Linked DNA regions of Homo sapiens: regions 1, 2 and 3 are each linked to region 4. A link is a loop called in an ENCODE intact Hi-C map of the cell type or tissue named here. Cell type or tissue: mammary epithelial cell. All regions are shown on one strand. Links, peaks and the distances in the headings refer to the core of each region. The heading gives the core; the rest is flanking DNA. Region 1 overlaps LOC105378521 (a long non-coding RNA gene). Region 2 overlaps ATE1 (arginyltransferase 1). Region 3 has its middle 12 kb from the start of FGFR2. Region 4 overlaps ATE1 (arginyltransferase 1).

Region 1 (8,164 bases), core at 1,735-6,734, 820 kb after region 4:
TGTGTGTGCTGTTCTAAATGCCCCGTGCCATGGGTCTGTTTTGGAAAAGGCAAGAAGGGGTCAGAGAGGGAAGGAGTTCTGGGGACCCCCCCTGCCCGAACTGTGCCCTCCTCTGCCATCCTCTTCCCCAAAGCCCCAGCAAAAGCTGCAGAACCAGGGACTAGGACAATAGGCAGGTGACACCACCATCCTGATGACAGAGGCCACACTGGCCAGTGTCCCCAAGAAACACATTGCTTTAAGCTTCATTTGCTTGTAGGCCAGTAGCTGTCACCAGGAGCTGCATGTTTTTCTTTTCACGTTGAACACAGACAGTAATTTCTGAGTGGCCTGGAAAACTTCATGGGGAGAGTTTTATCCAACTTTGTCATCACATTTTAGTGAGCAGCAGTCCCCTAGGCAGACCCTTTTTAGCTAATAAATTGTGAAACTCGATACCGGGTTCTTAATTGATTGAACGGCTACCTTATGACCATTCAGTAAAATTATATAAATTCATTTCTACAGTATTATAAATTACTTATTATCCTCACAACCTAAAAAGTCAAGATTCATTATTATGTTAGTCTTTTGTTATGTATTTTTTTTTTTTCATATTTTATAAGCACTTTTTTTTTTATTATACTTTAAGTTTTAGGGTACATGTGCACATTGTGCAGGTTAGTTACATATGTATACATGTGCCGTGCTGGTGCGCTGCACCCACATGCACACGTATGTTTATGTTAGTCTTATAAAGGAAGGAAGCCACACTCTCCAAAGAAAATTTTGGCCTGAGGTTGTCCAGTCAATGTATATGTGCCAACAACTTATTTAAAAATTACTTAGACCTTCTAAATCTTTATTTTGTTTCCTTTTCTTCTTTTGTAACAGAATTTTTTTAACCCTAAATGAACTTTCTAAAACTGCTCTTAAATCTCATGGGCCCAGGTTACTTTTCTTTTCTGTTTCTTTCTCTCCCTTTTCTTTTCTGTTTGCACTTTACCTTCTCTTCCCCTCCCTGTCTCTCCCATTCTTTCCTTCCTCCTTTCCTTTTGCCTCTTTGTTACATTTACTATTATTAATATAAAAATTAGGCTGGGCACAGTGGCTCATAACTGTAATCCCAGTGCTTTGAGAGGATGAGGCTAGAGGATCTCTCGAGTCCAGGAGTTCAAGACCAGCCTGGGCAACATAGTGAGACCCTATTGCTAAAATTTTTTTTTTTACAAAAATTAGCCCGGTGTAGTGGTGAGTCCCTATAATCCCAGCTACTCAGGAGATTGAAGCAAGAGGATCACTTGAGCCCAGGAAGTCAAAGCTGCACTGAACCAAGACTATGCCACTGCATTCCAGCCTGGGTGATAGAGTGAAACTCTGTCTCAAAATAAATAAATAAGGAAATAAAATAAAAATTTTATATTACAAGTTGACGGGTGTTCATCGTAAGAAATTTGAAAAGTAATGTCAAAAATTTTATCACTTAGTGAAAAAACTATATATATTTTAAGAAACATTTTAATTATAGACTTCTCAGTCCCTCCCTCATTTCTTTTTCTTTTAATTTTTAAAAAATGAGAAAATGAGACTGACATCAGACTGATTTTTTATAACCTCTTTTTTCTTCCACTTAATATATTGTGGACATTTTTCTGTATCTTTGAATATTTTTTCAAAACATGTTTTGAATGGATGCTTAGTGTTCCCTTATAGCAATGAGCTATAATTTATTAAACCAATTCTGCATCATTGAGTCTTAAGGCAATCCTCCCAGCTCTTTTTATTGCTATAAAGAGCTTAAGGGACATTCTCAAACAAAATAAATCTTTGTGCAAACTCTGGCTTTTTCTCAACAAATTCCTAGAGGTGGGGTTGCTGGGTCAGAAGGTAAGAATGCTTCTCACTCTTCTTAGATTTGTCTGTTCGTGGGAGTCAGATGTACCCCCGACCAACCCCCATGTAGTCAAGAGAAGTTTTCCATGTCTCTTCTTAGCTTTCACATTTGCTACTAACCTTGGCCCTCAAGATCCCCTCTCCTACTTCCTTGGGGAAGCCATGCCAGGGAGCAGCTGTATATCTGTAAATCCACGTTCCTGCTCATTGTGACCTAGGGGTAGCAGGCTCCACAATCCACCAGAAAACCCTAGCAAGGCCAAGTCCTGGCTGGAGTTGTCATGGTGACAGACAAGGACAGCAACACTTTATCCACATCCCACCCAAAATCTTCAGAATTCAGAAGACACTGGGGAAAATGCCTGCTTTATAAGCTGGGACAGTTTAATCCTATCCTAAGCAGTGGGGATCCTATATGAGCAAAGGTGACAGCCAGCAAAATGTCACATAGATCTTATAAAAATACCACTTCCATGTTTTCCTTTTCACTGCTTTGTCTTTTTTTTTTCTTCCCTCTCTTCTGCTTTCAATAAATACCAAATAATCTTAGATTTCCAAAAGTCAATCTAAGCATGCACCCAGGGGACTTACGACACAAGGGTATTAACAATGAGAACACACAACAAATGCAAAAGACCCTTTGAGACAATCAGGGAAATCTGATAATGGGTTAGGTACTGGAGGTTGGAGGATGCCCAAAACAAAAACAAACAGAACATACCCAACTCATTAAGGTATGATACTGGCTTTATGGTTATATGAGAATATGTCCATAATTTTCATGGATTATACCAAGGTATGTGCAGATGAAATGACATGATGCCTTGGATTTGCTTCCAAATAGTTTAACCAAGAAAAAGAGCAAAAAGATCAACAAGGCAGATGTGGCAGAATTTTAATAATATTGTACCCAGATGAGAGGTTCAAAAATCCTACTCTTCTGAGTGTGTTTAAAAGTTTTCGTAACAAAAAAATTTAATGAGAACAATGTCATGTGCTTTACGTACATACTTTCTAACAAAGCATTGAAATGGGTGTTATAGAAAAACATCAGAGCTCTTACATTTATTTCGTGACTTAACATTTTCTTCTGAGTTACATGTGGGGTTGCACCAGCATTGTTTCAGGGCTAAGGGTCCCTAAAGGGATTAACTGAGGCCTGGTGCCCTGTGTTCCATTCCTGAAGCTACAGCGGAGACTCCCCCTCCCTCAATACCAGTCAGCAGGGACAAAGACCAAGGAGACCCCTGCCCCTCCCATTCAGGGTGGGGCCAGCTCTCTCTGTTGGGTCTCAGCCTTAGCATTCCTTACACCTTCTATAATTTAACGCTCAAAAATATATTATTCACACAGAGAAGACTTTTACTGCAGTTTATACACAAGGGCCTGCGAAAGTCAACCTTCTTCCTCCAGCCCTCCCTTGTTCTTGGTTGCTAGGCATTCTGTTGCTTATGAGTACAATATTTACTTTTATTTATTTTATTTGCCTTTGTATTTGAAGAGGTTGGGCAGCACCCAGGATGCTGGGGTTGGGGATTTTCTAGGGGATAAAATGCTCTGTGAAGCAGTTTGTCTCTGTCTGCATCTTGGTGATAGATTATTCCCACACAAGGTCAAGACCCTGAGGTGGTGCTTGGGTCTCTGCTTGAAGCCGTAACTATGGGTTTCCCACAGGAGAGACAGGAGCAAGAGGCTTTAGAACACTGCACGGAAGAGCTGGCCGATCCACCACTCCTCAGTTATTCACACTAAGGGTTTGCTTTGCAAGATAGAGATTTGTAAAATAAATGCTCATACAAGACTCGAATGATAGCATAGATGTAAAATGCAGAAGTCCTGCTTATTGCCCATACCCAGAGCCCTCTAGTGGTAACTACCATGTGCAGTCTGGCATGTTTGACAGTCCCTGCCCTTGTAGAGCTACAGGTCCTCAGCTGTTATTCTATGGACCTGTGGGTGGGGGGCAGTGCATATACAAGATAGAGAAGCCCTGATTCCTACCCTTAGGCATCAAAAAGATCTCTAAGAAGTCTCTAAGGAAAGTGCTAAGGGATTGGTTAGATGCAAAGTTATAGGTTATCATCCTAGCAGTTTAAGAAGTAAATGGTCAGTGAGAACTGAAGTCTTGGGAAACTCCAGGTAACATTTGAGAAATACTCTGAATGACCCAGGAGGTTTACATGATAGAGAAGGAAAGCTTGCCTGCTCAGGGGAGGGGAAAGGAGAGCAGGACCGCAATTGCCATGGTTATAGATGTGCAGAAGACCTGAGACTTTAGGAATCTTCTGAATGCCAATGATACTAATCCACATTGACTCAGGCAAAAGGAGGATTTATTCATGTAATTGAAAAGTTCAAGGGATAAATTGAGTTCAGGCATGGTTTGATCCAGGAGCTCCTAGAATGTCAATAACTTTATCCCTCAGCACCTTCATTCTCCTTCGTGTTGACTTCATTCTTGGACCACATATGGCAGATCAAGATGTGGCCAGCAGCTCCAGGGTCCAACGCTCTTCAGGATAGAGGCTGTGGAAAAAAGAATACATCTCCTTCTGTCAGCTTATAAATAAGTCCCAGGATTTATTCTAGTAGGACAAACTTGGGTTATGTGCCAATCCCTGAAGCAATAACTGTCACCAGAGATTGGAATTATGTCAATTGGCCGGCCTGAGTCAGCTCAGAGAGAAGGGGAGTAGTTGTTATTCAAAGGAGCTTGGAGTTCTGTTCCCAGAAGAGGATGCGCTGGTGTCCCAAGGCCGCCTGCAGAGCATGGCCTCATGGGGACTCTAAACATAATGCGATCTTGCATGCTCTACTTGTAAGAGCCTGTTCAGAAAGGAGCAAAAGCCTACAATAAAGAGGTTCAGTTGAGCAAAGGCTCTTCAACAAACCCGGAGGAGCCTATTGTGCTCCAAGAGTTCCAGGCCAGGATGGTGACTTAGGAGGGCCACACCTACTTCAGCCAGTGCTCCCAGAGCCTGCCGAGGAGAAGCTGGTTGCCTTGTGCACAAATTCAAGCCTGGGGCTTGAGATGACTCAATTGTTCATGCTCTGGAGATGATTAGTCATCCAGAGACACAGGATGTAGAAACCCAGAAAAGTGGTTATTAGAGTTTCTGCCTGGTGTCTGGGTGGGCCGGGAAGTGAAACTGGGGTCCTTGCCATTTGCCATGGCTGAGGCAGCCACAATCTGAGCAGTGGAGGACACAGAGAAAGAAGATGACATGCCTTGGAGGTCCCGAGACCCAAGGCCCAGCAAAGAGGCTGAGGCCCAGCAAAGAAGGAGGCAGCGCCTTCAGGGGCCGCTATGGGGCACATCCAGGAGTGGTCTGGGGGCCACAAGTCCTAGTCCTGGGTGATCCTGTCAGCTGCCAGCCTCCCTCATGGGAACTCCTTTAGTCCAGCAGGGACACGGGAGGAGAAGGGGATCAGGGAGGCTCATCCTCACTGCAGCTTCAATCTCCTGAAACACTGAAATCTCCTGAAACATCTTCAAATCTCCTGAAACACTGAAGCATTTTCATTCCTTTCGTTTTTCTGCTCTTCCCCATGGGCCAATTCCTGTATTCCACTGGAATTGAACAATGTGGAAATAAGAAGATAATGGAGGGAGACTTGCAATTAGTGGGGATAAAGGAAGAAGAACTAAAGGACTTGGAAGATAACCAGTTGCAGGCTTGAGAGGGACCTGTTTCCTCATCGGGTGATAAAAGGAATGTGTTGATTTTAACTGACATGGAGAAGGAAACAGAGCAAGCAGCGCAGGACTTCACTGGGGAACCGGGTGGGCAGGGGAGTTCACCTTTTGAGCAGTAATACTCTTCACTTTATTTAAACCACTTTTTTTTTTTTTTTTTTTTTTTTTTTTTGAGACGGAGTCCCGCTCTTTAGCCCAGGCCGGATTGCAGTGGCACAATCTCGGCTCACTGCAAGCTCCGCCTCCCAGGTTCACGCCATTCTCCTGCCTCAACCTCCTGAGTAGCTGGGACTACAGGCACCCGCCACCGCGCCCGGCTAATTTTTTGTATTTTTAGTAGAGACGGGGTTTCACCGTGTTAGCCAAGATGGTCTCAATCTCCTGACCTTGTGATCCGCCCGCCTCGGCCTCCCAAAGTGCTGGGATTACAGGCGTGAGCCACCGCGCCCAGCCTTAAACCACTTTTTAAACTTTTACTAGTTATTATAAGTAATATTTAAACCACTTTGGACAGAAATATTTCAAAGTGTTTTATATAGTGCTGTGCCTCCTGAAACTTGGGATATCACAGAATTTTTAGTCTTTGAGTTGTCACTGTGAGCATCAGATATGACAATACCTTCTTGAATGTACAAAACGAGACATTCAGACAGCTCTAAGCTGGAATTGAATGATATGGAAATAAGATAATGGAGGGGGACATAATTATGCCCTAAGCTGGGCATAATTTTTGTTTTTTAAAGAAACAGGGAACACTCAGAAAGTAGGAATAGGAGGGAACTTCCTCAACCTGAGAAAGGGTGCTGTGGTCTGAATGTGTCCCCCCGAAATTCATATGTTGAAATCCTAACCTGCAAGGGGATGGTGTTAGAAGGTGGACATTTGGGGGATGATTAGGCTGTGAGGGTGAAGCCCTCATGAATGGGATTAGTGCCCTTATGGAAGAGGCTCGAGAGATCTCCCTTACTCATTTCACCATGTGAGGACACAGAGAAAAGATCAATCAGAAGGTTGGCCCTCACCAGACACTGAATCCGCCAGCACCTTGATCTTGGACCTCCCAGTTTCCAGAATTGTGAAAAATACATGTCTATTGTTCATAAGCCACCCCGTTTATTATATTTTGTTACAGCAGCCTGAATGAACTAACACAAAGGGTATCTATAATAAGCCCATAGCCAAAAAGAGGTAAAAGACTGAATGCTTTCCCCCTAAAAATCAGGTACAAGAAAAAAATGTTCATTTTTGGCACTTCTAATCAATATTGCACTGGAGGTTTTAGCCAGGAAAATTAGCCAGGAAAAAGAAATAAAAATCATCCTGACTAGAAATGAAGACACAAAACTACTTCCATTTGCAGATGACATAATATTGTAGACTGTATAATCTTGTAGAAAATCCTAAGGAATCCACTAAAATATATTAGAACTACTAAATCAGTTCAGCAAGGTTGCAGAACACAAGATAAGTATATAAAATCAATTATATTTCTATACAATAGCAAAGAATGATCTGAAAATGAAATTGAGAAAACAATTCCATTTACAATAGTATAAAAAAGAATAAAATGCTTGGGAATCGATTTAAACAAAGTCGTATAAGATATACACACTGAAAACTATAAAACATTGTTGAAGAATTTCAAAAGATTAAATATAAAGAATTTATGAATTGGAAGACTTAATAGTGTTAAGATGGCAATACTTCCCCAAATGGTCTATGAATTCAATATTCAATACAAGTTCTATCAAAACTCCAGCTGCCTTTGTATATGTATGTGCATGTGTAAATTGACAAGTGATTCCAAAGTATTTATGGAAATTCAAAGGACCCAGAATAGCCAAAACAATCTTGAAAAATAAAAAGAATAAAGTTGGAGGATTCATGCAAAGATTTCAAAAACTACTATAAAACTACAGTAACCAAGACTGTGTGGTACTGGCATAAAGATAGACATATAGATTAATGGAACAGAATTGTGAGTCCAATAATACACCCATATATCTGTAGTCAATTGATTTTCAAGAAAAGTGCCAAGACCATTCAATGGGGGAAAGAACAGTCTTTTCAACAAATTATACTGAAACAACTATATATTCACATGCAAACAAATGAAGTTGGATCCCTGCCCCACACAGTATACAAAAATTAATTTAAAATAGATCATAGACCTAAATATAGAACTAAAACAACAAATCTTTTAGAAGGAAATATGTGTAAATCTTGATGACTTTAGGTTAGGCAATGACTTCTTAGATATGACACCTAAAGCACAAGGAACAAAAAATATCCAGATAATCAAATTTAATCAAAATTTAAAACGTTTGTGCTTCAAAGTATGCTATTACGAAAGTAAAAAGACAACCCACCCAATGGGAGAAAATATTTGCCAATCATATATCTGATAAGGAAATTATATCCAGAATATATAAAGAACTCTTACAACTCAACAACAAAAAGACAGACAAACCAATTTAAAAATAGGCAAACGGTCTGAATAGACATTTCTCTGATGAAGATATTCAAATAAATGATTAACACATGAAAGGATATTCAACATCATTGGTCATTAGGGAAGTGCAAGTCAAAACCACA
Region 2 (8,164 bases), core at 2,102-7,101, 130 kb after region 4:
AATATTGTTGTGTTTCAGGAAATAGGGAGGCCCAAGGAGAGGGAGAAAGACAGCAGAAGGGCAGGTCTGTGGGGCAGTCAGAATACACACAGCATTTATCAATTAAGTTTGCCATCTTACATGGGCACAGTTTGTGATACCCCAAACCAATTACAGTAGTTAACATCACTGATTACTGATCATAGATCACCATAACAGATATAATAATAATGAGAAAATTTGAAATATTGGGAAAATTGCCAAAATGTGACATGATAAACCAAGTAAACACATACTCTTGGAAAAATGGCACCTATTCTCAATGCAGGGTTGCCACAAATCTTTAATTTGTAAAAACAAACAAACAAACAAACAAACCCTCAATATCTGAGAAGCACACTAAAGTCCAGCAAAATAACGTATGGTTATATTTCCTCCGGTAGAGGCTGTCTCCACAGAAAGCCAATACTATTGTAAGGAAAGTGAATTTGTATTTGCCCCTAAGATTAATACTATAATTTCTAATTTAATTTTATGCTCCAGGAAATTTTCAGAGGTATTGCTACTTAAAGGTATTTTTAGAAGTCTCTAGCTTAATTCTTTTGGAAAGAATCAAAGATCAACCCAATGCCAAATTCATTCTTTGGAAATTAGTCTTATGACTCCCTTTCATTGTAAATGGGAATTTGGCTTTGTGACCTAAAGAGGTCGCCTGTCCATTTACCATCATGGTAATAGCTTAATAGCTTTTGTGACCTGTGAAATATGGTAGAATTTAAAGCTATTGATTTAAAACAAAAAACTTATAGGCAAACTGAACATAATAGATCCTAAGATGAACTGATTCAATGTATTTGATAATTTTAAAAAAATTATTAGCTACACATATACATACTTATATTAAGTATAGTACCTTCTTTGTTCTTGTCTCAGGACTCTATCCTATTTAACATTTTTATTTTTATTTTGATAGCCACATTTCCGTTACTGTGCAACTGGTAAGGATCTCTTAACATGTCAGAAGAAAAGAAACAATATGAAAATACTTCAGTAGGCTGGAGTGATGGGAATATGTCAGAACAAAATTTAACAATGAGAAAAGTACAAATGCCATGCTTGGGTTCCAGAATACACACAAATATGAGGGAATATGATGGGAAGGTGAAGAACACAGTTTAGCACTAGCATTTTTGTATGGTTTGGCTCTGTGTCCCCACCCAAATGTCATCTTGTAGCTCCCATAATTCTCACATGTTGTGGGAGGGACCCAGTGGGAGTGAATGATTGAATTATGGAGGCAAGTCTTTCCTGTACTGTTTTTGTGATAGTGAATGGGTCTCACAAAATCTGATGGTTTTAAAAATGGGAGTTGCCCTGCACAAGCTCTCTTTGCTGCCATCATCCATGTAAGATGTGACTTGCTCCTCCTTGCCTTCCACCATGATTGTGAGGCTTCCCCAGTCATGTGGAACTGTAAGTCCAATTAAACCTCTTTTTTTGTAAATTGCCCAGTCTCAGGTATGTCTTTATCAGCAGCCTGAAAATGGACTAATACAGTAAATTGGTACCAGGAGTGGGGTACTGCTGAAAAGCTACCCTAAAATGTGGAAGCAACTTTGGAACTGGGCAACAGGCAGAGGTTGGAACAGTTTGTAGGGCTCAGAAGAAGACAGGAAAATGTGGGAAAGTTTGGAACTTCCTAGAGATTTGTTGGATGGCTTTGACCAAAGGCCCGAAAGCCATATGGACAATAAGGACCAGGCTGAGGTGGTCTCAAATGGAGATGAGGAACTCGTTGGGAACTGGAGCAAAGGTGACTCTTGTTATGTTTTAGCAAGGAGACTGGCGGAATTTTCTCCCTGCCCTAGAGATTTGTGGAACTTTGAACTTGAGAGAGGTGATTTAGGGTATCTGGCAGAAGAAATTTCTAAGCATCCAAGCATTGAAGAGGTGACTTGGGTGCTGTTAAAGGCATTCAGTTTTATAACGGAAGCAGAGCATAAAAGTTTGGAAAATTTGCAGCCTGACAATACAATAGAAAAGAAAATCCCATTTTCTGAGGAGAATTCAAGCTGCTTGCAGAAATTTGCGTAAGTAACAAGGAGTGGAATGTTAATCTCCAAGACGGTGGGGGAAAATATCTCCAGGTTATGCCAGAGGTCTTCATGGCAGCCCCTCCCATCACAGGCCTGGAGACCTAGGAGGAAAAAGTGGTTTTATGGGCTGGGCCCAGGGGTCCCTGTGCTGTGTACAGCCTAGGGACTTGGTGTCCTGCATCTCAGCCACTCCAGCTGTGACTAAAAGTGGCCAAGGTAGAGCTCAGGCTGTTGCTTCAGTGGGTAGAAGCCCCAAGCCTTGGCAGCTTCCACATGGTGTTGAGCCTGTGGGTGCACAGAAGTCAAGAATTGGGGTTTGGGAACCTCTGCCTAGATTTCAGAAGATGTGTGGAAATGCCTGGATGCCCAGGCAAAAGTTTGCTGCAGGAGTGGGGCCCTCATGGAGAACCTCTGCTAGGGCAGTGCAGAAGGGAAAGGTGGCATTGGAGCCCTCCCACAGAGTCCTTACTGGGACACCGCTGGGTGGGGCTGTGAGAAGAGAGGGTCACTGTCCTCCAGACCCTAGAATGGCAGATCTACCAACAGCCTGCACTGTGCACCTGGAAAAGCTGCAGACACTCAACGCTAGCCTGTGAAAGCAGCAAGGAGGGAGGCTATACCCTGAAAAGCCACAGGGGCGGAGCTGCCCAAGACCATGGGAACCCACCTCTTGTATCAGAGTGACCCGGATGCGAGGCATGGAGTCAAAGGAGATCATTTTGGAACTTTAGGATTTGACTGCCCTGCTGGATTTTGGACTTGCATGGGACCTGTAGCCCTTTTGTTTTGGCCAATTTCTCCCATTTGGAACGGCTATATTTACCTAATGCCTGTACCCCCATTGTATCTAGGAAGTAACTTAGTTTTGATTCTACAGGCTCATAGGCAGAAGGGACTTGCCTTGTCTCAGACGAGACTTTGGACTTGGACTTTGGGGTTAATTCTGAAATGAGTTGAGATGTTGGGGGACTGTTGGGAAGGCATAATTGGTTTGAAAATGTGAAGATACGAGATTTGGGAGAAGCCAGAGGCGGAATGATATGGTTTGGCTCTGTGTCCCCACCCAAATCTCATCTTGTAGCTCCCATAATTCCCATGTGTTTTGGGAGGGACCCAGTGGTGAGTTATGGGGGTGGGTCTTTCCCATGCTGGTCTTATGATAGTGAATGGGTCTCATGAGGTCTGGTGGTTTTAAAAATGGGAGTTGCCCTGCACAAGCTCTCTGCCTGCCACCATCCATGTAAGACATGACTTTGCTCCTCCTTGCCTTCTGACATGATTGTGAGACTTCCCCAGCCACATGGAACTGTGAGCCCAATTAAGCCTCTTTCTTTTGTAAATTGCCCAGTCTTTGGTATGTCTTTATCAGCAGTGTAAAAACGGACTAATACACAACATTTTTTATTTTTAAATTTCAAATTTACAGGAAAATGACAAGAATAATACAAAGAACATATGCATACCCTTCACTCAGACTCCCCAGTTATTAACGTGTTACCACATTTGCCTTATCACTTTTTCTGTTTTACTCTGTATTTTTTTCTAAACCATTTGAGAATAAGTTTCTGATATATTGCACCACTGTCCTTCAGTATCCCAGTGTGTATTAGCTGAAAACAAGGACACTTTTTTTTACATTACTAGACATGGCCATCAAAACCAGGAAAGTAACATTGAGATGTTACCATCTAATCCACACACCCTGTACAAGTGTTACAGATTTTCCCTGTAATGTCCTTTATAGCACAAAAATGCATACACACATACACAAGCCTATGTTACTTTTCTCTCTGTTTTTTTAGACCTAAGGTTCAAGTGAGGATCCTGTGTTACATTTATTGTTGTGTCTTTTTAGGCCCCTTTTGTCTAGAACAATACCATAGTATATCCTTGTCTTTTGTTACCTCGATATTTTTGAAGAGTCCAGTCACTTTGTAGTTTTTCATTTGTGTTCATCAAGTATTTCTTTGTAATTAGATTCAGGTCACATAGCTTTGGCAAGAACACCCTAGAAGTGATGCTGGGTTTGTATTGCATCATATCAGGAGGTATACAGTGTTAATTCATCTCTGTACTGTGACTTGAATTTTTATCACTTGGGGAAGTGGAATGTACCAGGTTTCTCCACTGTAAAGTTGATAAGTATTTTGTACATGTTAATAAGTAATTGGTAAATATTTTGTAGAAAGCTGTCCTGAGATGGTGTAAATATCCTATTGTGTCAGACTTATATCTACTGGTTTTTACATCCATTGACGATTCTTGCCTCAATCACTTATTACTGAGATGGCTGCCAAATGATGATTTTCTAATTCTATCACTACTTCTACTTTTATTAGTTGGCATTCTACAATAAGGAAAAGCAGTCCTCTTTCCCTGTTTGTTGTTTATATTGACTCACGGAATCTCATTCTAATCAATGTGTTATAAAATTGTTACTTTCATTATTTATTTTGAATGCTCAAATTGTCTCAGATTTGGCCAGTAGGAGCCTTTTCAGGGTGACTCATGTTTTCTTTTGACAAGTCCCCATCATTTTTTGAGCACTTCCTTTCTGGCACAAAATATTTCAGACTCATCTTATACTTTCTCTGACTCAGTTCTATAATTAGTCACGTCTCCAAGGAGCCCTAGTTATTTTTTGTGAAGAGTAATATTCAGAATACAAGATGTGAGTAATAAGTATGCTCATTGCTACCGGGGTTTCATTGCTTCTAAGCCCTCTCAGCAGACAGATCTAGGCAATATATGTGAGTTTATACACATACGTTTATATCTACCTGTGTATCTGTATGTCTATATCAGGGTATAAAAGTCATGGGTTTTCACCAGTATCTGGAATTTTAATCCAGCACAACAGTTTGTTCTAGTCTTCTCCTTTTCCATACTTGTAGCTCCATTCTCTGACTGAGAAATCTGGCCTCCCCATTTTCTCAGTATATTTATTTATATGCTCAGTTCCCTTGTATGTAACTAATTTCTTGACCACATGGGGCAGAATTGGCCCAGTCCTGCCAGCCTGAACTCACAAATGTCTCTTTGGCCCAGCCCCAGCACATAAACCAACTTCCCTCTCATCTTTGAGAAATCCTGTAATAGCATGTTTTAATTTACGTTTCTTTCATTATATTCTATGAGTTTTTAAGCCTCGCCTTTATTAGGATAAAGATAAACGGTGAAATAGGAAGTGTCTAAGATGAGTATTTAGGGGTCAAAACATAGAATAGAAATTTGAGAGTCCTTATTCATCATCATAAGAGATTTTATTAGCATTTTACTTGGCCAGTATTTACAGATCCTACCAGCAGTATATGTGCTGAGGTGATAAAGTTGATGTGATTTTTTTGTATGCAATTGCCTGATTTTTGCATTCTTTCTGCTTTTCTCTGGTGACCTTTTACTGGACTTTGATACCAAATGACCATAATATCAAAATTAACCTGGAGTTCTTTCTGGCTAGAATCATCTTGATAAATTATATAATTTATATTTTGTTATGTGACTTTTGGGAGCCAATGTTGTTTTTAATCAACATATCATGAGTTTAACTAAATTGCATAGATTTTTTTCCTTTGAAATATTATATTTTAGCCATGCCAGTTCAGCAAGAAAATGAAATAAAAGGCATTCAGATTGGAAAGGAAGAAGAAACACTGTCTCTATTCTCAGATGACATGACCTTGTACATAGAAAATCCTAAAGAATGTAAAGAACTATCAAATAAAATGAGTTCAGCATACACAGAAATCAATTTTATCCTACACACTTAAACAGTGAGCAATTTAAAAATGAAATTATCAACAGTTGCGTTTACAACAGCATTAAAATAGAATTGTTAGGAATAAATTTAACAGAGCAATGCAAAAATTATATTCTGGAAAATACAAAACATTGTTCAAAGAAATTACAGAAGACCTAAATAAGTGAAGAAAACATCCCATGTCCATGGATCAGGAGACTTAATATTGTTAAGATGGTAGTACTCCTCAAATTCATTTACAGATTCAGAGCAGTGATCTATTAAAATCCCAGCTGGCTTCCCTGCAGAAACTGACAATCATAAAATTCACATGGAAATGAAAGGAACCCAGGATAGCCAAAACAATCTTTAAAAAGAATAATAAAGTTAACACTATGTGGTCCTGGCATGCAGGTAGACATACAGATCTGTGGACTAGAGTTGAGAGTCCAGAAATAAACCCTCATGTTTATGGTCAGTTAGTTTTCAAAAAGGATGCCAAGACAATTCAGGGAAAAGGATACAGCCTTTCAACAAATGGTCCTGCATCTTTCAAAAAAATGAAATTGGCCCCCTACTTCACACCATATACAAAAATTAAAATGGGTTGGACCTAAATGTAAGAGCTAAAACTATAAAATTCGTAGAAATGCCAGGTGCGGTGGCTCACGCCTGTAATCCCAGCACTTTGGGAGGCTAGGGCAGGCAGATCACGAGGTCAGGAGATCGAGACCATCATGGCTAACATGGTGAAACCCTGTGTCTACTAAAAATACAAAAATTAGCCAGGCGTGGTGGCGGGTGCCTGTAGTCCCAGCTACTCGGGAGGCTGAGGCAGGAGAATGGCATGAACCCGGAAGGCGGAGCTTGCAGTGAGCAGAGGTTGCGCCACTGCACTCCAGCCTGGGCGACAGAGGGAGACTGCGTCTCAAAAAAAAAAAAAACCTTAGAAATATAAATTGGAGTAAATCTTTTTTTTTTTGAGACAGAGTCTCACTCTGTCGCCCAGGCTGGAGTGCAGTGGCGCAACCTCGGCTCACTGCAAGCTCTGCCTGCTGGGTTCATGCCATTCTCCTGCCTCAGCCTCCCTAGTAGCTGGGACTACAGGCGGCCGCCACCGTGCCTGGCTAATTTTTTTGTATTTTTTTTAGTAGAGACGGGGTTTCACCCTGTTAGCCAGGATGGTCTCGATTTCCTGACCTCACGATCCATGCGCCTCAGCCTCCCAAAGTGCTGGGATTACAGGTGGGAGCCACCACGCCCGGCCACATTGGAGTAAATCTTCATCACCTTGCACTGGGCAGTGTTTTCTTAGATATGATACAAAAAGCACAGGCAACAAAAGAAAAAAAATTGATAAATTGGACTTTACCAAAATTTAAAACTTTTGTCCTTTCAGAGACCCAGTCAAGAAGGTGTGAAGATAATTCACAGAATGAGAGAGTGTATTTCCAAATAATGCATTCAATAAGGATCTAGTAACCAGAATATGTAAAGAATTCTGACAACTCAATAAAAAGACAACCCAATTAACAATGGGCAAATGATTTAAACAGACATTTCTAAGAAGACATATGAATGGGCAATAAGCACATGAAAAGATGCTCAGCATCATTAGCTATTGGAGAAATGCAAATCAAAATCACAAAAAGATACTGCTATGCACCGACTAAGAAGGCTGCAACCTAGAAAGCAGCTAATAGCAGTGCTCATGAGGATGTGGAGAAATTGGAACCTTTGTATACTGCTGGTGGGAATGTCAAATGAGGCGGCCACTTGGGAAAACAGTCTGGCAGTTCTTCAGTATGTTGACTGCTAATAGATGTTATGGTTGCACAACTCTGTGAATACACTGTAAGTCCTTGGTTTGTATAATTTAAATGGGTGAATTACATGGTATGTAAATTATATCACAATAAAGCTGTTATTAAATGACATTTTACAAGCTTAGATATTTCTTAGTTTTCATTTTGACCAAAAATATTCCGAGTGAAATTACAACAGTATTACTTTATAGAATATGAACATGCGTAATTCTCTCAGCTGGAGTCCCAAATTAATTTCTGAGCCTCCCACCAAATGGGCTTAAAGAATGGGCTGGGAGCCTTGTTATTTCTGTCACAACTGCTCTGCATTTCTCGGCCTGTTCTTTTGCTATTTTATGCTGAAAAGCTTCCTTTCTTCTCACCTTTCCTGTCCCCTCCCTCGTAAAGATTAAAAAATTTGTTAATATCTCCTGTCACTTTAAAATATTCTAAATCATACTTGACTTTGAACTTCCAGAGTTGCGTTTTTGTAGAGTATTTCTTCCGCTGTCATTCATTTGTGGAAAATTTTAAATTATTAAATC
Region 3 (8,164 bases), core at 1,261-6,260, 280 kb after region 4:
TGTGGAAGGGAAGCTGAGCATGAGATAGGAGGGGCAGTCAGGAAGGAGGCTGGGAGGAGGCCTGCTTTCTCAAGCTGTCATCACACATTCACTTGCTGTCCCAGTCCATACCCACAGGGACCCAGACAGCATCAGAGACTTGACTTGCGCATTGCCAACTGCTACTGTAGATTAAGTGGGCCAGAGGTCAGGCCTTGTGCTAACTGCTTCTCCAGCGTTACCTGTGCTTTGGGTTCAATTGTGACCGTCCTCCTCTCCTGCCAAAAAAATATACAGGTGATCATTCTAACTCCTCTTATCTATGGATGTAACCTTATTTAGAAATAAGATCTTTGGGCCAGGTGCAGTGGCTCACGCCTGTAATCCCAGCACTTTGGGAGGCCCAGGTGGGCAGATCACAAGGTCAGGAGCTCGAGATCAGCCTGACCAACATGGTGAAACCCCGTCTCTACTAAAAATACAAAAATTAGCTGGGTGTGATGGACTGTGCCTGTAATCCCAGCTACTCAGGAGGCCGAGACAGGAGAATCGCTTGAACCCGGGAGGTGGAGGTTGCAGTGAGCCGAGATCGCGCCATTGCACTCCAGCCTGGGCAACATGAGTGAAACTCTGTCTCACAAAAAAAAAAAGAAAAAAAAAAAAAAGAAAGAAAAAGAAAAGAAAAGAAAAAGAAATAAAACCTTTGACTTACTTTGAGACCAAGGTGAGGCGAGTGGATCATTTGAGATCAGGAGTTCAAGGCCAGCCTGGCCAACATGGTAAAACCCTGTCTCTACTAAAAATACAGAAAAAAAAGTAGCCAGGTGTGGTGACACATGCCTGTAATCCAGCTACTCAGGAGACTGAGGCAGGAGAATCGCATGAACCCAGGAGGCGGAGGTTGCAGCTGAGATCACGCCACTGTACTCCAGCCTGGGTGACAGAGCGAGACTTCATCTCAAAAAAAGAAAATAAAAAAAAGAAAAAGAAGTAAGATCTTTGCAAATGTCCTCAAGTTAAGATGAGGTCATTAGGGTGGGCTCTAATTCAATATGACTGGTGTCCTTATATCAAGAGAAAGGTGTGGACTTAGACGCACAGGGAGAACGCAGTGTGACTGAAGCCACTGAAGTGCTGCAGCAGCAAGCCAGGAACGCCAGGGAGTGCCAGGGAGTGCCAGGGAGGGCCAGGGAGCGCCAGGAAGGGCCAGGGAGGGCCAGGGAGCGCCAGGGAGGGCCAGGGAGCATCAGGGAGGGCCAGGGAGCACCAGGGAGGGCCAGGGATGGCCAGGGAGCACCAGGGAGTGCCAGGGAGGGCCAGGGAGCATCAAAGAGCACCAAGCAGGGCCAGGGAGCGCCAGGGAGGGCCAGAGAGGGCTGCAGTCACCAGGAGCTGCAGGAGGAGAGAAAGGATTCTTTGCTAAGGCTTCAGAGGGAGCACAGCCCCATGGACAACTCGATTTGGGGCTTCTAGCCTCCAGAACGGTGAGACAATAAATCCCTGTGGTTTTAAGCCACCAGGTTTGTGTCCTTTTGGGAAATGGACACACCTTGTTTTACCCTATAACATCCTTCCCCAGCTGCAGGAGGCAGAATAACACCCCCTCCAAAGACATCCATGCCCTCTACCCCAGAATTGAGTAAAAGGGACTTAGCAGATGGAATTGAAGTTATTTTAAAATAGGGAGATGATTAAGGTGGGCCCAGTCTAATCACATAAGCCCTTAAAAGCGGAGAACGTTCTCTGGCTAGAGGCAGAAGAGATGGGGTAGAGGAAGGAGAGAGATTCAGAGAGTGAGAGGGATGTGATGTGTCCTTACTGGCTTTGAAAATGGAGTGGGGGAGCTGAGCAAGCACCCCACCAACCCACCACTGACCACCAGGAAGGAAACAAGACCTGAGCTCACTGCACAGGACCTGAATCCTGGCAACATCGTGAATGACTTTGGAGGCAGAGTCTTCCGCACAGCCTCCAGTGAGGAACGACGCTCTGCCGACACCCTGATTTCAGCCACCTCCATCCAGACCTCTGACCTACAGAGCTGCGAGATAATACATTTGTGTTGTTCTTTAAGCCCTTAAATGTGTGGTAATTTCTTATAGCAGTGATAGAGAACAAATATGCCACCTATAAAACAGATGCAGCAACTGAGACCCGGGCACCGAGGTTTGGCAACCTTGCCCATGTTCTGAGAACTGGGCAGGGGAGAAGCTGCTGTGGGAATCCAAGTTTGAGGGAAACCAACATCCATGTGGCTTACTTCTCTGAAGCTGAAGGAATTTGTGGCAAATTTGGACGATGGGTAAACTGAGTCCAAATAGGAGAGTGACATGACAGGGAGCTGGCAGAGGGGAAAGGAGGGATGCCAGGGAGATCTGTGATCTCTCGGTTGGCACAGGGGTGGTGCCCATGGCAGACAGCTGATACTGAGGAATTGCTGGTTATGAGAAACCGCTGGAAACCCACCAGGCTTGAGCAGGTAGCAGGCTCTGATGGGCACGGTGGCTCATGCCTGTAATCCCAGCACTTTGAGAGGCCAAGGCGGGTGGATGACTTGAGGTCTGGAGTTCAAGACCAGCCTGGCCAACATGGCAAAACCCCATCTCTACTAAAAATACAAAAATTAGCCAGGCGTGGTGGCAGGCGCCTGTAATCCCAGCAACTCGGGAGGCTGAGGCAGGGGAATAGCTGGAACCCTGGAGGCAGAGGCTGCAGTGAGCCAAGATGGCGCCATTGCAAACCAGCTTGGGTGACAGAGTGAGACTCTGTCAAGAAAGGAAGAAAAGAAAGAAAAAGGAAGGAAGGAAGGGAAAGAAAGAAAGAAAGAAGGAAAGAAAGAAAGAGAAAAGAAAAGAAAGAAGAAAAGAAAGAAAAAGAAGGAAGGAAGGAAGAGAAAGAAAGAAGAAAAAGAAGGAAAAAGAAAGAAAAGAAAAAAGGAAAGGAAAGGAAGGAAGGAAGGAAGGAAGGAAAAAAGAAAACAGGCAAACAGGCTCTGAGAATCAGAGCCAGGTAGAGAAGCAGGGCAGGCACTGGAAACAGCCAGGAAAGTGAATGGTGTGGGCACCTCTGTAGCAGGAGGTTGGTCGGCTCCATTTTAGATAAGGGGCTCTATTTCACCCACCAGCTCCCACTGGATGACAGAGCAGGGGAAGAAACACAGTGGCCGTCTCAGGCTTTGCTGGCAGTCTCTCCTAGATCCTCACAGCAGCCCTGGGCAGGAAGGCCGATGTCGTATCATTCCCTGGTGACACGGTTTCTGGGCTCTGGAAAATGGATGGCGGCTCTGTCTGGCTCTGTCTAGCTCCAGGCAGCCCTGTTTGGCGGCGTAAATGACGCTCCACATGTAGCAAGACTCCGTCCAGGGAAGTGACCACAGCTGCACATGTCATATACACTTGACATCCCAACAGTGTTATACATCACTCCCAATAGTGCAGACTAAACACCAGGGGTTATTACTTCATTCAGGAGGAAACGCAGACTTAGAACAGATGATTACAGTTATCACCAAATATTCAATAGCTCTGTCAATACATAAATTGATCACTATGAAACAGGCCCAAGCTGCCACAACAGTGGCTCTGGAAACCAACCCCAAGGAAAACATGACAGAATTTCTGGTCAGGCGCGCCTCCCAATACTAAAAGGGGTTTTTGGGCATAGACAGGCGGGAAGGAGAAGGGTGTTAGTTCTCAATGATTTCCTGGAAGAATGATTGTTTCCCTTGGACTTGCCCGGACTAGTCAACCTGTGGGTGTGGCTTCTAGCCAGCACAGCATTGCCATATGCAATACAGCATACTTGGTTACATCTGGATTTCAAATACACAATGACTATCTTCATAGATGTATGTCCCATGCACTATTTGTTCATGCGATAGTGGGGACCTATTTATACTAAAAACAATTATTTGTTTTTCATCTGAAATTCAAGTTTAACTGGGTGTCCTGTACTTTTATCGGCTCAATTCGGCAGTGCTCTGAAGTCATGTCTTATCTGATTCAGAGGAGATGAGGGTAACCATTATCTTAATGCTTGCTTGAAGCACACAGAGGAGTTTTACAAAGAAAACAAATGGATCCTTTCCTCGTATACAGAGGATTTCTTTAAATAGAAATTTAAAGCAAAAGATAACTCAGTTGGATAAGGTGAAGAATTTGCTGACCGTCATGAGTCAACACTGGAATGAATTTCTACGTGATGCTAAGAAGAACTTTAGAAGAATGTGAGCAAGTCCCCTGCCCTGGACAGCCTAAGCTGCTACTGAAATCAATACCATTATGGGTGAATTTTGAAGATGATTACCGCTAATATTCACAGCCTACAAATAAGGCCACAGAAGCTCATAAAAGCCGAGTAACCTACCCCAGGTCACACAGCAAAGAGAAGTAGCAAGTAATAAGGTCAGGGGTAGGATAGGGTTAGACAGAGCTGCAGAGGGAGGTCTGGATGCCTCTGGTCTGGAAATACTAGTACCAGCTGACAAGTATTGATCATTCACCATGCACTCAGCACTTCACCTGAAGTATTCCATTCAATCTGCGCAGATTGTGTGAAGCGGGTATTAGCATGACTTCATTTTACAGATGAGAACGTGGTGAGGAGGGGCAGATGTAAGGCCCAGAGCAGGCAGCTGGACTCCAGGTCCCATGATCTCAGCCACTATAGGACAGCAGAGGGTGCAGCCTGCTGTCCACAGGCCCACTAGAAAAGGAGTCAACATCTGAAAACTGGGACAATTGTCATCTGGATGGGACAGCCAACTTCTCTGGGAAGATCAGGAGAATCAGCCCCTTTAGCCTCTGTTTCCATTCATCAGCTGAAGTCACTACCCCATCACCGTCACGGGGACGCTGGCAGCATAAGCGATAGCACAGGCTCCAGGGTCAGCCCTCCCTCCCGACTGTGTAACCTTGGATGAGCTCTCAGTGTTTCCATAGCACGATTTATAAAATGGGGGTCACAGTAGTGCTACCTCACAGGGTGCTTGTGATTGAAGTGTGATCACCCATTAAAGGCCATAATCCCAGTTGCATGGAACATGGTATGCACCCAATAAACGTCAGCCTCCAAGCACCCACTCTGTGCTAAGAGGGCCGTTGCCATGGTTCCTGAAAATGTGGAACCTTCAAAGCTTCCACTGGCCTGATGAAAGGGCAGGACAGGGGTCCCCACCTCTGGGCAGGGTGACTGGCAGGGGAGAGACCAGAGGCGGAGGCTGCCCCAAATCTGGCAGGTACCTCTCCAGGGCAGCTGTGGTGAGACTAGGAAGGAAGCAGGTGTGGTGGCTTTCAAGAGAGGACAGCTCCAAGGGGTGCAGTAGCGCAGGCCTGTAATCCCAGCACTTTAGGAAACTGAGGCGGGTGCATCACGAGGTCAGGACTTCGAGGCCAGCCTGGCCAAGATGGTGAAACCCCCGTTTCTACTAAAAATACAAAAATTAGCCAAGCATGGTGGCACATGCCTATAATCCCAGCTACTCTGGAGGCTGAGGCAGGAGAATCGCTTGAACCCGGGAGGTAGAGGTTAAAAAAAAGAGAGAGAGAGAGAGGACAGCCCACAGCTAGGACTGCCGGGCCTTGGTGGGAGAGGAGCGCCAGAGAACACCAGGGCCAGAAGGCCCAACAGGGGGCCGGAGGTAGGAGCTGGTTTCCCGGCGAGGGTGCAAAGGTGGTTCTCCGCCTTGTTGATCCACAGGCTGGAAACGTGGGGCCGCCTCCCGGGGGCGAATCCACGCAGCGAATGGAGAATTAGCCTGAGGTAGCCGCACGCCAGGCCCAGGCAGAGGCCGCTGCAGCACCACGTCCCTGCAAGGTCCCGCGCCCCAGCCGTCGGGGTAACAGACATTTCGTCCAGCTGTGCTTGGGCAAGCACCTGGGCTCCTGATTCGCCTCGACCTGGGTCGCTCATCATCTGCACAGCCGAAACGACTTCAGGGCTGGGCTCGGCGCTGGCGGGGCTGCCCCTCCTCCCTGCCCGGCCGCCCTCTACCTTGATGCCAGCCCCGTCACCCACGCCCCGGGCGGCGCTCGCCCCCGCTTTGCGCGCGCGGTGCTCGCGGCCACACGGGGGCGCTGGCGCCCGATGCGCTCCTCCCTGCGCAGAACCCGGAGAACAAAGGGCGCCCCGGGACCTCGGCCTCCCTCACCTGGAGCCACCTGCTTCCCGGGCGCTGCCCCAGCGCCAGGCCAGCATCCGGCCTCCGCGAAGGAGTTAATTTTTGCTCAGCGCTGCTCTTAGAAATCTGTTAAAGAAATCGCTCCCCACTTGATGGTCTTTCTCCCCAGCTTGGGGACACAATACGAGAGCTCTGGGACTCTAAAAGGGTTACTAGGTTTGTGGTTTTACGATGTGTGGGGCTCTGTATTCTCCACTCCCTCCCCGAGTTTACCAGGATCCTGGCAGCATCATTTTTCTCCCCTTTGGTTTATGAAAGTGAACTTCTTCTTTTTTTTTTTTTTTTTTGAGACAGTCTCACTCTGTCAGCCAGGCTGGAGTGCAGTGGCGCAATCTCAGCACACTGCAACCTCCGTCTCCCGGGCTCAAGCAGTTCTGCCTCAGCCTCCCGAGTAACTGGGATTACAGACGTGTGCCACGACGCCCGGCTAATTCTTGTATTTAAGTAGAGCCGGGGTGTCACCATGTTGGCCAGGCTGGTCTCGAACTCCTGACCTCAGGTAATCCGCCCGCCTTGGCTTCTCAAAGTGCTGGGATTACAGGCGTGAGCCACCGTGCCTGGCGAAAGTGAACTTCTTTTCACATTTGGAAGAAGTAGACACACCCTCGGGAAAGAGTGTAGCAAAGGCAGAAATCAAGAGAAAAGAGAAAGAAACGCATCGTGGAAATGAGGTAATTGCAGGGAAAGGTAACTTCCTCACACAGCTCAATCAGCTTTGTCCTAAACTGGCTTCTATTCCCCACCTTCTAAAGAGACCGTGCTCACTGTGTACACAAACCTATGTACATGTGCCTCTTTGCACTTATGCTTTAATTAGGAAATGCTGGAGGAGGCTGAGTTGCAGTCATCAATCAACAAGCATCTATTAAGAGCCTGTAAGGTATAAACACAGCCCCATAAACTGCTCCCACTAGCCAGGTAGTGCCAGGTCCTGGGAATCTAGAGATGGGAGATGCAGCCCCGGCCTTTCTGAGTATTAGCATTTAGTGGTCCCCAATTAACCCCTTTCCACCAAAATTGTTGTCCAAGGTCAGTTTCTGCTAGGCTTTCTTCCATGGACAGGCTATCTTGGTTCAGTAAAGCCTTTCCTCCCTCTGGGCTTGAGGCTGAAAGCACACAGTTGTGAATCTCTGAGGATTTGAGGGAGCAGGAATCCTCGAAGGGAGGAATTTAGGGCCCATAGAAACTCCCACTGAGACCAGGAGCTGCTTCCAGGGGGCCCCAGGATCAGAAGGTGATGGTGCAGACTAAAATCTTTTTTTTTTTTTTTTGAGACGGAGTCTTGTTCTGTGTCCCAGGCTGGAGTGCAGTGTCGCGATCTTGGCTCACTGCAGCCCCCACCTCCTCAGTTCAAGCGATTCTTCCGCCTCAGCCTCCCGAGTAGCTGGGATTACAGGCACATGCCACCATGCACAGCTAATTTTTGTATTTTTTAGTAGAGACCGGGTTTCACCATGTTGGCCAGGCTGATCTCAGACTCCTGACTTCAAGTGATCCGCCCTCCTCAGCCTCCCAGAGTGCTGGGATTACAGGCGTGTGCCACCATGCCCGGCTAAAATCGTTTTCATTGTCAACAGTAAGACCTGTCCCGTGTATCTCCTGCACCGTTCTCCATCTAAGGAGTAGAATTCTTGTCCCTACCTCCACCCTGGTAAGGCAAGATGCCCATTTAGGGCATGGGGAGCAGTCCAGGGGTGATGAGCGGGGGGACCTGGAGAGGGAGAGCAAGAGCAGTTCCTGGGGACTCCTCTGACTAAGGAGGTCTTCTTGGAGGAGGAAGCGGAAAGCAGGGTGTGCTCTCTAGCACAGCCCAATACATCGTCTGCCACGTTGAAAATACCCTATAATACTGCACTCTCCAATGTAGTGGCCTGGCCCCATGTGACTGTTGAGCACTTGAATTGTGGCTGGTGCTACTGAGGAGCTGAAGTCTTATTTAATTTTAATTGATTTAACTTTAAATAATCATGTTGGCTGGTGGTTAACGTTATCAGACAGCATAGCTTC
Region 4 (8,164 bases), core at 2,010-7,009:
CATTTTTTGCTTTTTTCGTTGGAAAACATTTAAAGTAAAAAACAGTTAATATGCCTATTTGAAGATTTCAGGTAACCAACCACATTAGTGCATAAAATCCAGTCTGACTCTGTAAAATAATCATTTAAATACTCTGAAAAATAGGTTATTTTTTGAGAAATTTGATGCAAAGATAAATATAGATTGCCTGGCTATTCTAAGCAATTCTTTTCAGTAACCTTAATACAGACATCATTAAGAAATAATTTTTAGGCAGCTAGAAAGGGTAAAAGTTCTCCGTGGAATTTTCCTTTAATAAAAAGCAGCTCTAAACCATTTCTTCTCTAACAGAAAGCACCCTGAGGAGTCAGGCATAGATATGCAAACTAGAAGCTTTTATATGTAAATGCAGGCAGCTGTACCTGCAAGCCAGGTATATTCAATATGGTCTCTCCTGCCCTCTTTTTCCTGTCGCCACCATGTGCCGGCATCCTGGTAACCTCCATGTAAAATCACATGTTCAGGTATCATGGCCACCACCTGGTGGAGGCCACATTTGCATAATAAAAGACTAGGGTGGGAGGGTCAGTCTTTTCGAGGGCTATATAAATGGCATACCCGATCAACCCAATCCCCTGAGCCCCATGTAAATCAGTTACCACCTCTTCAGTCCTCTGTACAAAACCGATTGCCTTCTGCCACAAACTGGAGACCCTTTTTGGGCAACCCACTTTCTCAGCTTGAGGAAGCCTTTTCTCTTTCTTTGTCTGCTAAACTTTCTGCTCCTAAACCCTCTCCTCGTGTGTCTGTGTCCTGAATTCTTTATTGACCGTGACAAAGAACCAGGGTATATACCTCAGACAGTGGAGCCGTTTCAACATCTTTAGAAAAGTAGCACATAATTGCAAATAGTGAAATAATATAGGACTTTGTAAATTAATCCAGTATGTGTGTTTCCATGACTGTTTTCAGTCATTCAGGTAGATATCAGATTTTCAGAAAGTAATGTGATATAAATTGGAGTAATTTGTGACCTGTCTCGTTTATAATACAGTATAAAGCTAACTTTTAAGAATCTTTATTTTTCAGGATACCAGTAATTCTATGTGATAGAAACATGAGATTTTAGCTGAAATTCTATTGATGTTATTCTTTAGAAAATACTGTTGTCTAATAATATGTGCCGTTGGTTTCCTAGAATAGAGTTGACCTCTCATCTCTTCTTTACTGTCTCAAAAACAGCCTAGTCATAAACCCAGTAATCTCATCATACTTCTGCATTCACTGACTAATTGTTTCCCAAATTTTATTATCAACATTATCAGACATAAAGGAAAATTGAAAGAATGGTTTACTGATTATACTGATGACCTGTACATCCCTCACCTAGTTTCAACAGTTGTTAGTTTTTCTTTGCTTTATCTTTTTTTTGTGTATGAGTCATTTTAACATCCATTATATATCATGACATTTTACTACTAAATTCTTTAGCATACATGTTCAAACAATGAGATGTGCTTCTACAAGACGTGGTATAATTATAACGCATGAGAAACTTAATGATAATTTGTAAATATCATCTACTATTTAGTGCTTATTTTACATTTTCCCATTTTAAAAGATATAGTGTTTAATCAAAGTTTATTACATTTTGTGATATCGTTTTAGATTCTTTTATTCTAGGGCAGCTTCTTAATTTTTTTCTGTAATATTGACTTCTTTTCCTTAACTTTCTACTTTGAAACTTTTGGAGTTTTTGAACAGAAAAGTTGAAAGAATGTAATGAACACCCAGACTCCATTCACCAATGTTGACAAGTTGTTAACAACTTTGTTAGGTTTACTTTATCTTTCTCTCTTGAACCATTTGAAAGTTGTGCATGTTATGACATTTTGCCTGGATGTGCTAAGCATACGTCTCCTAAGAATAAGTATATTCTCTTATATAACCACAATATTTACTCTTTAAAAACTGTAGAAATTCTATAACATCACAGTCCATATTCAGATGTTCCAAGTGTACCAAAAATACCTTTACTTTTTTTTTTTTTAAGAGACAAGGTCTTGGTCGGTCACCCAGGCTGGAGTACAGTAGCATGGTCATAGTTCACTGCAGCCTTAAACTTCTGGGCTGAAGTGATCCTTCTGCCTCAGTCTCCCTTCTGAGTAGCTAGGACTACAGGAGTGGACCACCATGCCAGGCTAATTTTTAATTTTTTTCCTTTTGTAGAGGTAGAGTCTTGCTATATTGCTCAGGCTGGTCTTGAACTCCTGGCCTCAAGCAATTTTTCTGCCTCGGCCTCTCAAAGTGTTGGGATTACAGGCATGAGCTATTGTGCCTGGCCCCAAAATAGAAAATAGCTTTTATAGATGAATGAAAATAGGATCCAGTCACGGTTCACACATTTTACATGAACTGTATTGTGTTTATGTTATGTTTATGACTGTTCTGTTTCTGTAATCTTTTTTGATTTTTTCATTTAATGACTTTGACATTTAACCCAATTATCTTTAGAATGTTCCGTATCACAGTTCGGTTTTTGTTGTTATCTAGTAATCAGATTCTTAAGTGTTCTTAAAAGTTTAATGTTTTTAGGTGTAGGTTATGTGTACTTAAAAAAAGTTTTTTATTGAAGTATAACGTATATACAGAAAAGTATGCATAAGTGTTCAGATAGATGAAATTTCACAAATTGAACTCACTGTTAGATTAAGAAATTGCTACTCGGGAAGCTAAAGCGGGAAAATCGCTTAAACCCAGGACGCAGAGGTTGCCGTGAGCTGAGATGGTGCCACTGAACTCCAGACTGGATGCAGAATGAGACTCTGTCTCAAAAAAATAAATAAATAAATAAGTTGATTACTACTAACTCCTCAGAAGCCCCTGCTTGTTCTTTTCCATCACTACCGGTATTTTCTTGACTTGTAAAACTACAGATTAGTTGTGCCTGTTTTATACTTAATGTAAGTAGAATCCTACTCTTTTGAGTGTGGTTTCATTTGCCCAACATTATGGTAGTGTGAGTTATCTATTTTATTTTGCCTGTTGTAGTAGACTGTTAACTCTCATCGCTGTATAGTGTTTTATGTATGACTATCCAGAATTTATCCCTTTCTACTGTTGGTGGGAATTTTAGTAGTTCCTGGTATGAGGCTACCGTGAAAAGTGCTGCATATGTACATCCTTATACATACCTTTTGGTAAACATACGGACACATTTCTATTTGATGTGTGCCCAATAGAAATGCTGTGTCGTAGGGTGTGCAGGTGTTCAGCTTTTTTCATATTGTCAGTTTCCTCTAGGGCTTGTGCCAGTCTTACTCTTTTACTGTATCATATCAAGCAGCATGTAATGTCGGTTGTCCTTCATTTGTGATGGGGACATTTAAGTCTGTTGTCACTTGGTTTGCTCACTTGGTTGAATAACAGCCATCAGCTCTCTTTATTATTATTATTATTCATTTATTTTTTGAGATGGAGTCTTGCTCTGTCGCCCAGGCTGGAGTGCAGTCGCGTGATTTCGGCTCACTGCAAGCTCTGCCTCCCAGGTTCATGCCATTCTCCTGTCTCAGCCTCCCGAGTAGCTCGGACTCCAGGCGCCTGCCACCACGCCCGGCTAATTTTTTGTATTTTTAGAAGAGACAGGGTTTCACTGTGTTAGCCAGGATGGTCTCGATCTCCTGACCTTGGGATCCGCCCACCTTGGCCTCCCAAAGTGCTGGGATTACAGGCGTGAGCCACTGCGCCCAGCCTCTTTATTATTCTTATATTTTTTTCTTTGTAATTAGATCTTCTCATTTTAAAGGCATGTTATACCCTTATTATGATAATATTTCTGAGGTAGGAGGAATAACCTCTTTCCCAATAACCTGTTGTCCATTTGTTTTAGCATCTTTGATGATCCTTGCCTGAAGTAGTTATTATGGAGAGGTGGGAGAGGTAGCAAAATGGTGATTTGTCTAATTGTATTATTGTTTCTACACTTATTAGCTGAAATTCTTTCTCTCTGTAAAGAAGAGATTTCTCTCTGTATTCACAACTCCCTACCTCTCACCATCTTTTTTCCTTCTGATAGCATTGTAGGCTCATGGCCTTATATGAAGTGCTATAATCCATTGCCATCTGTTTTATTTTTTATTTTTCTTCTTATCGTTTTTTGAGACAGAGTCCTGCTCTGTTGCCCAGGCTGGAGTGCAAGTGGCGTGATCATAGCTCACTGTAACCTCAAACTCTTGGACTCAAGCAGTCTTCCCACCTCAGCCTCCTAAGTAGCTAGGAGTACAGGTGCACATCACTACATCCAGCTAATTTTTAAATTTTTTTTTGTAGGGGGGCGTCTTGCTGTGTTGTCCAGGCTGGTCACCTGGCATCACCTGATCCTCCTGCCTCAACCTGCTAAAGTACTGGCATTATAGGTGTGAGCCATTGTGCCCAGCCTGTAATGTTTTTTAAATTAGTTCAGGGAACTTCCTATGAGAGATGGAAATAGGAGGCGATATCTACTTCTGAGGGATGCTTATTTTGAGGATAGTTATCTTATATTCAGGTGTATGTATATTCACTTGTTTAGACAATGAGTGTGGAAAGGAAAGGTCGTGATGAGTCCATTCTGACCCCATGGAGACTTGAAAGGAGACGGTGGAAGCTGCGCCACTGTCTCACTCCGCCACCAGGTGGTGGTGTAGATCGAGAACCCTTTGCTCTTTCATCTTGGCTCAGCTTGCTCTCTGCAAGTTGTGTGTTCACAGCCCAAGAAGTATGAATAAAGGCTTCTTTTTCTATCATTTATTGTAATTTTCATTGAGGCATTAAAAGGATAATTACAAGTGATTCTTTGCTTGTTAAAGGTTTTAAATATTTTCTGGACTTTAATCTCGAGAAGTTTTCATCTTTATTTTTTTTCCTCTTAATGGCTTACATTTTTGTATATGAAAGTAGTAACTTATATTTAGAAAATTATTCAGTGTATTAGAGAATTGACATTCTCCAATTAGGCAAAGACCAGACAATCATATATAGGCACACACAGTAAGTTCTCACTTAATGTCATTAATAGTTCTTGGAAACTGTGGTCATAGGTGAAATGACATACAAGGAAACCAGTTTTACCCTAGGCTAATTGATATAAACAAGAGTTAAGTTCCTACAGCATATTTCTGGTCACAAAACATCACCAGACTTCTAAATAAAAACCAAAGCACTTCTAATATTAAACATTGAAATAAATGTGAGCTATACATACATTTAAGAAAGATTAATAAAAATAAGTAAGATATTATTAACCCAGTGATTTCAGTTCAGGTGGCGGGGAGCTGTAGCCTATTCTGGAAGCTTAGGGCGCAGGTTGGACACTCACCCTGGACAGGAGTCTGTTCCACCACAGGGCATATTCACGCACACACCCACACTCACACTGGGACCATGTATACACAGCAGTGAACCTAACGTGCACACGTGTGAGATGTGGGAGGAAACTGGAAGACCCAGAGCAAGCCCACACAGATGTGGGGGGAATTGCAAGCTCCACACAGACAGTAGCCCTGGCCAGGAGGTGGGTTTTTTTTTTTTTTAAATCATCAATGTATTTTTGGTTTTTGTTTTTTATTTTTTGTAGAAGCAGGATCTTGCTATGTTGCCCAAGCTGGTCTCATACTCATTGAAGTTATAACAAAATGATGTTGAGCAAAGCAGTGCCACCTGAGAACCTGCTGGTGCTACAGGTTGAGTATCACTTATGTGAAAATCTGAAATCCAAAAATGCTCCAAGATTAGAAACTTATTGAGTGCCAACATGACAATCAAGGGAAATGCCCATTGGAGCTTTCAGATTTCAGATTTTTGGATTAGGGATACTTAACCTGTATTTTATAAATATTTAACTCTGGCATATAATTAACAGAATGATAGTAAGATCCGAACATTTTGAAACTTTTTAATATTTATTTAATATTTATTTATTTATTTAGAGACAGTCTTTCCCTCTGTTGCCAAGGCTAAAGCTCAGTGGCACAATCTCGATTCACTGCAACAACCACCTCCCAGGTTCAAGCGATTCTCGTGCTTCAGCCTCCCAAGTAGCTAGGACTACAGGCGCATGACTCCAAGCCCGGCTAATTTTTGTATTTTTAGTAGGGACAGGGTTTCACCATGTTGGCCAACCTGGTCAGGAACTCTGGACTCAAGTGATCCGCCTGCCTGCCTGCCTTGGCCCTCCAAAATGCTGGGATTCCAGGTGTGAGCCCCTGCACCCAGCCACATTTTGAAATGCTTTAGGCATGTTTTTTTTTTTTTTTTTTTGAGACGGAGTCTTGCTGTCACCCAGGCTGGAGTGCAATGGCGCGATCTTGGCTCACTGCAAGCTCCACCTCCCAGGTTTATGCTATTCTCCTGTCTCAGCCTCCCGAGTAGCTGGGACTACAAGCGCCCACCACCATGCCTGGCTAATTTTTTGTGTTTTTTAGTAGAGATGGAGTTTCACCGTGTTAGCCAGGATGGTCTCGATCTCCTGACCTCGTGATCTGTCTGCCTCGGCCTCCCAAAGTGCTGGGATTACAAGTGTGAGCCACCGCGCCCGGCCTCTTTTTTTTTTTTTTTTTTTTTTTTTGAGACGGAGTCTCGCTCTGTTGCCCAGGCTGGAATGTAATGGCATGATCTTGGCTCACGGCAACCTCCACCTCCCAGGTTCAAGCAATTCTTGTGCCTCAGTCTCCCGAGTAACTGGGATTACAGGCACGTGCCACCACACCTGGCTGATTTTTGTATTTTTAGTAGAGACAGGATTTCACCATGTTGGCCAGGCTGGTCTTAAACTCTGGATCTCAGGTGATCCACCTGCCTTGGCCTCCCAAAGTGCTGGGATTACAGGCATGAGCCACTGTGCCTGGCCTAAAGCACATTTTTTAAAGCCAGGCTAACTTACTTGAATAAAGTAGAGAGCTTAGGCAATTATTTGTATAATTCAATTAAGGAAGCCAGTTTCTTTAAGCAACTCCTAAGTCAGGGAACACTTGTGTATTGTAGTCTGTGTCAAGGTCCGTGACAAGACATTTATTACTAATAGTAGTAAAGACATTTATAACTAATAGTAGTTAAATGACCAAAGCTTTTCAGTCATTTACTATTGGAGAGAGACACTGTTATATCTCAAGCATGTTCCTTTTTGGGGAGATCCAAAGGGGTGGAGTCAAAACTAGCACTGGGAACATTCATCTTTCTTTCCTTCCGTTTCTTCTCTCCCTTCCACTCTTTTCCCTTCCTCCCTCTTTTTCATTGTTTGACATAGGCTCTTGCTGTGTCACCCAGGCTGGAGTGCAGTGTCGTCATCATAGCTCACGGCAGCCTTGAACTCCAGGGTTCAAGCAGTCTCTCCTGCCTTGGTCCCCTGAGTAGCTGGCACTACAGACATACGCCACCACACCTGGCCTTTTTTTTGAGAGGAGACCTTGCTGTGTTGCCCAGCCTGGTCTTGAACTCCTGGCCTCAAATGATCCTCCCAAAGTGCTGAGATTACAGGCATGAGCTACTGTGCCAAGCCAACATTTAACTCAAAGTTCCTTTCGGTCAGTAACTTCCTAAAACTTGTCTCAGATCACAAAATCATACCATCATACAACATTGGAGGTGAAAGGATTTTAGGATTATATAGATGAATGTCTCATATTTAAAGAATTAATTAATTTGCCTAAGGTAACATGAGTAGTTAGTGGCAGAGCAATGTCCTGAAATTGCAGTGCTTTTTTTTTTTTTTTTTTTTTTTTTTGAGTCTGGGTCTCACTGTGTCGCTCAGACTGGAGTGCAGTGGTGCCATCTCGGCTCACTGCAACCTCTGCCTCCGAGGCTCAAGCAATTCTTCTGCCTTAGACTCCCCAGTAGCTGGGATTACAGGTGCTCGCCACTACCGCCCGGCTAATTTTTGTATTTTTGGTAGAGATGGGGTTTCACCATGTTGGCCAGGATGGTCTCCAACTCCTGACCTCAAGTGATCCACCCGCCTTGGCCTCCCAAAGTGCTGGGATTCCAGTCGTGAACCACCGCACCCCAGTCTGCAGTGCTTTTTATACTAGACATGATGTTGCCATTTGTAAAAGTTAAAGTGGGCCTCAGTAAAATATGGAGTGATTGACATCAGTGAGTGAAGTGTTCATTGTAAGCAAATTTTCCAAGCATTGGAAACGTTTTTTATTGC

The links. A loop is a pair of places that touch in the nucleus more often than their neighbours do. Peaks named below come from ENCODE experiments on the same cell type or tissue, not always from the same donor. Only the 100,000 strongest peaks of a DNase experiment are listed, where the experiment ranks them.
Region 1: it touches region 4 in a loop (4-fold over the local background); 2 of 110 quality-filtered maps call a loop at or near these places.
Region 2: a loop joins it to region 4, with 5 times the contacts of the local background. A loop is called at or near these places in 5 of 110 quality-filtered maps.
Region 3: a loop joins it to region 4, with 7 times the contacts of the local background. A loop is called at or near these places in 11 of 110 quality-filtered maps.

What each region holds. Positions count from the first base shown.
Region 1 is chr10:121,066,051-121,074,214 of GRCh38, reverse strand. The region is part of intron 2 of LOC105378521 (a long non-coding RNA gene); the gene reads left to right. Among named protein-coding and RNA genes, the nearest start is that of LINC01153, 110 kb to the left of the region's middle. In mammary epithelial cell, for the core only: a CTCF peak has its summit at 3,753 (motif pointing left); a DNase peak (open chromatin) is centred at 4,904; H3K27ac peaks cover 2,567 bases.
Region 2 is chr10:121,750,829-121,758,992 of GRCh38, reverse strand. All of the region lies in intron 11 of ATE1 (arginyltransferase 1), which reads left to right. Among named protein-coding and RNA genes, the nearest start is that of FGFR2, 160 kb to the right of the region's middle. RefSeq lists an enhancer at 4,683-4,742. In mammary epithelial cell, for the core only: a CTCF peak has its summit at 5,071; DNase peaks (open chromatin) are centred at 4,682 and 5,052; H3K27ac peaks cover 1,979 bases.
Region 3 is chr10:121,606,689-121,614,852 of GRCh38, reverse strand. No RefSeq gene overlaps it. Among named protein-coding and RNA genes, the nearest start is that of FGFR2, 12 kb to the right of the region's middle. RefSeq lists an enhancer at 3,106-4,305 and a silencer at 5,906-6,145. In mammary epithelial cell, for the core only: a CTCF peak has its summit at 6,044 (motif pointing right); a DNase peak (open chromatin) is centred at 3,712; H3K4me3 peaks cover 376 bases; H3K27ac peaks cover 308 bases.
Region 4 is chr10:121,883,680-121,891,843 of GRCh38, reverse strand. The region is part of intron 7 of ATE1 (arginyltransferase 1); the gene reads left to right. Among named protein-coding and RNA genes, the nearest start is that of ATE1, 40 kb to the left of the region's middle. In mammary epithelial cell, for the core only: a CTCF peak has its summit at 4,650 (motif pointing right); no DNase peak of the experiment used is centred there.